Linked DNA regions of Homo sapiens: region 1 is linked to region 2. A link is a contact called in ENCODE Hi-C or POLR2A ChIA-PET data. All regions are on one chromosome and are shown on one strand. The core of a region is the stretch at or near the end of the contact, and the rest is flanking DNA. Distances in the headings are between cores, read along the strand shown. Region 1 holds the start of STUM (stum, mechanosensory transduction mediator homolog). Region 2 overlaps ITPKB (inositol-trisphosphate 3-kinase B).

The links. Hi-C counts contacts between places; a loop is a spot of excess contacts on that map. ChIA-PET counts read pairs that join two places held with the same protein, here RNA polymerase II (POLR2A). Pooled maps may share reads with other maps.
Region 1: a loop to region 2 is called in a map of mesothelial cell of epicardium, with 11 times the contacts of the local background. The contact joins the promoter of STUM here to the enhancer-like site in region 2. A Hi-C loop is called at or near these places in 6 of 168 maps with a recorded cell type or tissue (MCF 10A, ascending aorta, dorsolateral prefrontal cortex and 3 more) and 7 of 50 pooled maps. POLR2A ChIA-PET finds 5 or more read pairs at or near these places in 1 of 52 experiments (Panc1).

The regions. Positions count from the first base shown.
Region 1 is chr1:226,547,416-226,551,320 of GRCh38, reverse strand. STUM (stum, mechanosensory transduction mediator homolog) reads right to left here and starts at 2,557. Exons shown (of 4, transcript NM_001003665.4): 1 at 2,215-2,557. The coding sequence starts at 2,416. RefSeq lists a silencer at 3,279-3,573.
Region 2 is chr1:226,641,680-226,645,653 of GRCh38, reverse strand. ITPKB (inositol-trisphosphate 3-kinase B) reads left to right here. Exons shown (of 8, transcript NM_002221.4): 5 at 3,529-3,733. Among named protein-coding and RNA genes, the nearest start is that of ITPKB-IT1, 31 kb to the left of the region's middle. RefSeq lists silencers at 966-1,188, 2,192-2,486 and enhancers at 541-1,206, 1,317-1,416, 2,027-2,106, 2,217-2,276, 2,541-3,208. Within about 2 kb of position 2,358, at least 18 of the 41 ENCODE cell types and tissues checked have a DNase peak (open chromatin) inside an H3K27ac peak, as active enhancers do; they include dorsolateral prefrontal cortex, where a contact is called at or near this core.

The DNA.
Region 1 (3,905 bases), core at 1,308-3,807, 95 kb after region 2:
GTGCTCAGCTCTGCAGAAGAGCAAGATGGACCCACCATCCCCAGAGAGCTTCCTATGCACCAGACGCTGGGCTTTATGTAATCACGTTTCATCCTCTCAGCAACGCCAAGAGACAGGTGTGCCTGACTTACAGATGAGAACCACCACCAAGGATCAGGAATCCCTCATTCCGTGTGGAGAGGAGCAGGAGCCTGTGCACCCAGTAAACTGTACAATAGCAACCAAAGCAAAATTAAAAAAAAAAAAGCCAGGATTATGTCACTGAAAATTCAGAAATCTGTGCACCTACAGCTCACCTGTTTTATTACTTTTGTGGTTTGCATATCTTCCCTTTATTTTCTCCTGGTTTCTTATAATGGTTTGTTTTGTTTGTTTGTTTATTTGTTTGTTTCACAAAAATCCCATAGGATTCTGATCTCACAAAGGGAAAAGCTGGATCCCCAGGGCAAGGAGCCAGGGGTCAGCGGAATGGACGGTGCCCTGCAGCCGATGCTGTCAATGCAGCAGGGCTAAGGCTGGGAAAGGCACCTAGTGAAGGGAGACCAGGGAGGGTACACACAGGTACATGCGTGGGCAGCTGCTGTCTCCTGGGGCTGGTCTCCCACAAGGTGGTTTCCTCGTGCAGCAGTGACTTGGTGCAGCCCCTCTCACCTGGCACCAATGCATTTGTTTCCTCAAAAGACCATAGGGTGGCGTTTACCTCACCACTTAAAAAAAAAAAAAAAGGTGGATCAAGATGCATGCTGGCTCAGGAGGATCTTCATATCCGCCAGAGGGAGGGGCAGGCAGTCTCTTTTTACTCCAGCAGGTGAGAATTTCTGATAAAACTAGATTAACACCAGCTGGCCTCCTTGCAGTGTCTAAATGTGCAAAGAGAGCTGATCTGATGACACCAGCCAGGGGGACAGGCTGCTGGAGGCACCCCAGAAGAGAGAAGCCCAACTAAAGGCCACCTAACTTACTGCTCAGATAGGCTGCTCTGGCCGCAGCAGCCCCTTAGGGTAGAAAGACAAGTAAGCTCGGAGGGGAAAGTGAACGGGTCCTGCGTGGGTGGCTGTGGCCTTGGCTGTCACCGCAGCAGAGGCCCCTGCTAAGCAGGCGAAGAGCGAGGAGACCGTGAGAAAGGCCAAAGTCAAACTGAAAACCCCTTCCAGCTGGCCTCTGCTCTTGGGAACTTGGAACCATACGTTGGCAACAGGCTCGCCGACAGGGGCACGCTTTCTCCCGGAGAGGGCACTGGGGCGCCTGGTTCTTCGGGCGGGCACGGGAGAGGGGGGCACCTCCCAGCACGCAGGAGCAGCCAGTGCCAAGCTGGAGGAGGGGAGGGGCGTGCAGGCAGAGACCTGGGGGTGGAGTTAAGGGAGGGAGGGTCAGGAAAACTTCTCATTCCCTGCCTCCATTCACCCTCCTGCACCATCTCTGTAAGGGGCCTCTGCTTTAAAACGTGGGACATAGATGCCACCAGAACCCCTGCCGGCTGCCGGAGTCCTGCACAGAATTACATCGGCGCACTCTCTACTTCTCAGGAACAGAAGGGATCCGAGGGAGCTATGGGTTCATCTCTGGCCACATGCATCCAAACTAATAAAATCATCCCCCATCCCCCTGGCGCCCTGCGGGGTGCTGGCGGAAGTGCAGGTACCCCTGAATGAGGCGGAGGAGACTCTGGCTAGAGTTCTCGTCCCCACGCGGTCCGCACTCCGCGAACCAAAGGGGGCTGCAGGTATATCTAGCCCGGCTCGTCCTCTTTCCCCGGCTCAGCTGACTTCGACGCCCGGGAGTTTGATCCTCGCCGCCGAGGCCCTAGAGCTCATTCTGATCCGACCCCATTCCTCTCGGGGAAGTGGGCTCGCGGACGGATGCACACGACGGAGAGAAGGAGCAGAAATCGGGGCGCCGGGACGGGAGCCCTACTCCGAAGCCGGCAGAGCCATTCCGGCCGCCGCTGCGGGCTCCAACATTGGCCGCAAAGTTTCCGGCTCTTTGGGGCCCCGCCTGCGGGTCGGAGACCCCAGCGCAGCCTCTCCCCTCTGGGGTGCACACTCCACGCGCTTCTGCCACCTGCCCGGGGACGCCAGGAGCGGGCGGTGGCGCGTGGTCGCAGCACTTGGAGCGCGCGGCCCCGCCAGGAGGTCTCCGGCCGCGCCCTTCTCTCCCCCCACGCCCTCCCGCGGCGGGGTGGGGGTCGCAAGGGTCGCGGCAGCCGTGTCTTACCCAGTCCCGGCACGAAAGTGTTGAGGAAGAGGCAGATGACGGCCACGGGGAAGGGCATGTAGGGGATGGCGGCGCGCAGGGGGCCCTTCTTCTCGCGGACCTGCACCACCACCCCGCTGGACGAGGACGCCCCCCGGGGGTCCGCCGCCGCCACCGCCGCCGCCGCCGCCGCCGTCTCGGCGTCTTTGTGCGAGGGCTCCATGGCCGGGCGCGCTCTCAGGCAGCCGGGCAGCACGGCCGGAGCTGGCGCCCAGCGTACGGGAGCAGGAGACTGTCGGCTGCGGGCTCCGGGCTCCGCGCCGAGCTCAGGCGGCCGCCGTGCTCCGTGCGCCGCGCGGCTCGCGGAGACTCCCGCCCTCCGGCGTCCCCACACGCCCGGCGGAGGGGCGGGGAGGGCGGCGCGACACCCGGTGACAGCGCTCTGACGCCCCTCCTCGCCAGGCCCCTTCCCCGCCCCCTCCCCCCAACCAAAACCACCGCTCACAAGGAATGGAAAATCAGGGCGGAGGGAAAGCAGTGGAAGAGGACCGCAAAGGGAGCTGTTTGCCCAGGTGCTGGAAGGGGTGGACACACCTCGCCCTCCCAGACAGGTGAACTAGGAACCTTGACCACGAAGCCCTGCGAACTGGGAGTGTGTGCTTGGCTGACACCGTCGGGAAAGCCTCGAGGCTGAGTCCCCTGATCTAGAGCAAGCCTTTGGCCAGGGACATGGGGACAAGGGACGGACCGCGCGGCGCCTGACACCTAGTCGGCCTTCAGTGCATTGTGATTTAAATGATTTTGTTTGGGGCGAGCGCAGTGGCTCCCGTCTGTATTCCCCACTTTGGGAGGCCAAGGTGGGAGAATTACTTGTGCCCAGGAGTTCGAAACCAGCCTGGGCAACGTAGCGAGACCCCCCCCCCCCCGCCCCAGCTCTATTTTGTAAAAAAAAAAAAAAAAAAAAAAAATCACTTAAAAAATATATAGGAGTGAATTTGTTTCAAGTGTCAGAGAAAAAGCAATCCAGAGATCGGATCGATAATAGAGGAAACAGATTTGCAAACACCAGGCCAGGTCTCCGCAAGACTAGTTAAAAGATGGGACACTTCCCTACACACACGCACCAAAAGCAGAAAGAAATGCGCCTGTTGCAGGCTTGTTGGGAAGCGTTCACCATCCCCTGAACTATACTGGAGGAAACCTGAGCCTTCTGTGAGCCCGACGTGGTGGTTAAAGAGCCAGTGAGGACACAGCGCCGTCTGGCGTTAATAATGGGGCAGTTGGTAGAAGCAACAGCCGGCAGCTTGAGGTCCTGTTTGAATTCGATTTTCTGAATAAGGCTGCTTCGCCTCCGCACCTGGAAAAAGTAAACGGATGAAAGTTACCGCCTCTAACGTTAGGGAGGGGTTAAAGGCTTCGGAATTATCCAGACAGTCAGCAAATCGTCTGAATAATTGGAAGGGTGCAATAGCCTCCCTTCAGGAATAATAGTGATTATTATTATAAACAACCCAGGGTCTCAGAAGAGGCTAAAAGAACATGGGTTATTGTATACTTATACTTATTGTATAAGTCTCTGAATAAAATAATTTTAAAAGCAAATGGCCAGGGGTTAGTGATGATACTGGTGGACACACACATGCGTGTGTACACATACACAGATACACACACACACGAGTCATTAGCTTAGGTTTGGCAGTCAGAAGAACAGG
Region 2 (3,974 bases), core at 1,109-3,608:
CAGCCCTTCCTTCCAACCCAGACAGCAGCAGGACTTCGCAGGTGACCACATGGAGAATAATCCAAGTGGTGTCCACTCAGACCTGGCCAAAAAAGTACGGCCTGTGTGAAGAACACTGGCTGGGCATTTCTGGAAGTCGGCTGTCCCAAAGACACAGCCAGCCAAGCACAGGGCCAGGCTGCCCCAGAACCTGCCTGCTCCTGCTGGGGACAGGAGCCCCGCTTCCTGCCCCAGGGCTGCCCCCACCCAGCCGCTTGACTTCCGCAGCTTCTCTCTGATTGCACCCTAGTGCTCTCAAGAGAGATCTAGAGTGACCGTGGCTGGTACCCATGTAACCCATCTTGGCAGGCAGAGGGAAGAGGATGAGAGAGGAGTATGTGTGGAGGGGAAGAGGAAGGTCTCCCCAGAAGCAGGGTGCACCCAGCCCGATCTTTCCTGCACACAAATCCTAAGGACCCTTCTTGTTCCAAGGGCTATGCTAGATGCTTCCATTATTTATCCCATTGCGTTCTCACCGCCATTCTGGGAGATGGGTCATGTTCCAGTGTAAGCAGGAGGGTTCTGTCACCAGGAGGTTCAGTGACTCATCAGGGCCACCCAGCCAGGCAGCAGCTTGGTGCAGTTCTGCACCAGGCTTGCTTGACTGCAAATCAGGCCCCCAGCTGCAGCCCAGCCCTTCCCAAGGGGGCTGTGTGGGACCCAGCTTCCATGGCATTTCCCTGGGGTGCCAGGCTAGTTCCATTTGGGCCATGGACTGTGCCTTCCCCCAAATGCGTTCATCCAGAACCCTTGGCTGCAGGGCCTCTCCCAAGACTGGCTGCTCATGGTCACCTCTAGAATGTGGCCTTTCCATGACAGGGTGAGGAGGCTGGAGCCCAGGGTTACCTCACATGCTGAGTCCCAGGGCAAGAGAGTTTGAGACATGTCACAGAGAAAGGGAAGGGCCGGTCACCAAACAATGCTGGGCATGGCGGGGGCAGAAGGGTGGCACTAAGGAGAATGTGATGCAGTTGCTGGTGGCGTCTGCACGTCGGGGCTTCTTGGGACTCTGGCTCCCGCCGACATGTGCTCAGTGGCTCTGGGGCATGCTCTGAGATTTGTGACTTGTCCTGGAGAGTCAACACTGTCTTCCTGACATTGGGACCAGGGGCCTGGGGAGTGCAGGTGAGAGCCCGCCCCTAGCACCTAGGAGCTCTGGGTGGCTTTCGCCTGCCACCTGTTGGCTCCCTGGGCTGGCCTGTCTCAAAGGAGCACTTCCTCCACCTGATCTTGAGTCCCCTCCTCCCCCAGCGTCCTGTGAGTGGGCGAGCAGGTCTCTGCTTCCCTGCATGGCTTGGAGCTTCGACTTTGTCTCGGGCAGGCAGGGGAGTGTGGGGAGGGGCTGAGCCTCACCTTCCTGTGGGCATCCCGCCCCACCATCCAGCTGGCACCCCCTGTGGACATCTCCCCCCAGCCTCTTTCCTCTCCTGGGCAGTGAGTGACTGCCCGCTTTGAGCCACGGGGGCCCTTTTTGGAGAAAGGCCATGTGAAAAGGGATTTCACATTGAGGTCTGCTTCCTGTTTAAGGGGGTGCTGAGAGCTCTTTGCAGAAGTGCAGCCACCCACCATGCGGTCCCCTACAGCGCCCTCAGGAGTCCCTCCCACAGCCTGGCTGCCCCTTTTCTACACAGTACACACATGGATGCACACGCAGCCCCTGCCTCAATGCCCCCGTCACCACTGACCTGGCTCTGCATGTGAGGGGTGTGCTCTGTGCGTGTCCTGCATGGGTGCACCTGTGTGTGTGCAGTGGTGCACAGGAGTCCGCGTTTATGTGCATGTGTGTGCATGAGCACATGTGTGTGTATGTGCGCACATGGTTGTGTGTGCATGCAAGGGCCCAACCCAAAGCTACTGACTTCCCCCTCCAGCCCTCATCACCTCCTGGAAGGTCCTAACCAGCCAGGCCTAAGTTCACACCCAAAGGATTTGTTTTTTTCTTCCCTTTTCTTTCCGTGCAAATTTCAATTAATACAGTGGTTTCTAAAGCCTGTCATTTTTAAGAGGCTGTAGTTTTTGTTTAGTCTGTTCTGGGTCCCAAACCAGCAACTTGGAGAAGTTGGTGGGCAGTGTTGGAACAAGGCCTGGGAGACAGATGCAGGAAGAGTGGAGGGCCAGGTGGAGGGCAGGCGGGCGGGGCCTCTGTGGGCAGCTCCCGCCCACACAGGGCAAAGGGGAGAAAACTTCCCCATCCTGCAACTGACACTGCTGATTTCTGCCTCCTCAAGGGCTGTGGGCAGCCTCTGAGCCTGTTGTGTAGGGAGACTGGGGCTCTAAAAGGAGAGCAGAGGAGCGGGGGTGGGATGACTCACCCCACCTCTGCTCTGGAGAAGGTAGAAGCGCAGAGCTGTGTGCTGGGGGAGGTGGCGTGTCCCGGCAGCTCAGGGCCAGCGATTCAGCCCCCGGCTGCTCAAGTGCTCTGCTGTCCCTGCCCCTGTTACCTTCCCCAGTGTCTAGGTGGTCCCCGCCAGTTCAGCTGGAGCTGCTCGTGTGGAGGCCAGGGCCGTGAGGCAGTTGAGTTGGAAGCATTTTCTCAGGCTTTTTGGACTGGGGGCTCACCTATGAGGAGGCCTGGTGTCGATGGGGTGGGGTGCACCAGGCATGTCTCTGGGATGAGCAGAGGCTGAGGGAGCCCCCTGCCTTTCCCCCACAATACGGCCTTCTCCATCCACACTGGGACCCCTTCCAAGGCCACTTTCTGACCTGAACTTTGTGCTCCAGAAGATTTCACCTCTTTGGAAAGAGCCAGAGACACTTATGGGCAGGCTCAGCCTTCAGGCTGCCTGAGAGCAGCAGAGATGGGGACTTGAGGACAGACCACTTCTCCCACCAGGACAGGTTCTGGCTTTGGAAGCCCTCGCTTTATGGAAGGGCCGAGGCAGCCAAGGGGATCTAGTGGGGCCCTGAGTAGACCCTGCCCCCAGTCCCCTCTCTTAGCTCCACCGTAGCAGCAGGATCAGGACCAGCCACCCCCGACACCCCCTGCTGCCCTGCCTCCGTCTTCCTTCTTCTGCTGGTTCCTGTGGGGGTCTCCCGAGGAGGAGCTCCTTGGGCTTTGTGAGGCCAGCCGATGGGCTTGGAGTGAAAGTGAAGGCAGTCCGATTCAGTGAGGCTGCACCTTTTCTCCTGGATCAAGAGCCAACCCCAGGCTGGGTGGTGGTGCACACCTGTAATCCCAGCACTTTGGGAGGCCAAGGTGGGAGGATCACTTGAGGCTAGAAGTTTGAGACCAGCCGGGGCAACATAGCGAGACTCCCTTATCTACTAAAAAAATTGTCTAAAAAAAAAAGAAAAGAAAAATTAGAGCCAGCCCCAGCTGGAACAGAGTCTGCCGTCCCCTCGGAAAGACGTGCCTTGACTCAGGGCACTGAGCTGACTGCAGCTGTTGGGCAACACACGCCCCAAACCTTCATCCACCAGGCAGGAAAGGAGCTGCTGGTGAGCCCTGCCCCAGGCCTCGGCCCTCATGTCGCCTTCCCTCCCACGTAGGACCTACCTGGAGGAGGAGCTCACGAAGGCCCGGAAGAAGCCCAGCCTGCGGAAGGACATGTACCAGAAGATGATCGAGGTGGACCCCGAGGCCCCCACCGAGGAGGAAAAAGCACAGCGGGCTGTGACCAAGCCACGGTACATGCAGTGGCGGGAGACCATCAGCTCCACGGCCACCCTGGGGTTCAGGATCGAGGGAATCAAGGTGAGGCCGGCGAGTGAGGGCAGCCTCGGGCCCCACCCGTGCCCACCTCAGGGGGCTTGGCTTCTCTCAGCGCCCTTTGGAAGCTGTAAGCTTCTCCAGGCACAGGCTCAGAATGTGGGTGGCCCGCCCCAAGGCCAGACATTTGGAGACATCAGCCTATTCCTCAGGCGGGATGGCTGTGTAGGGGGCTCAGGCCTCAGAGCAGAGTGGCTTCTAGCCCTGCCCAGCTGTCAGCCCTCTG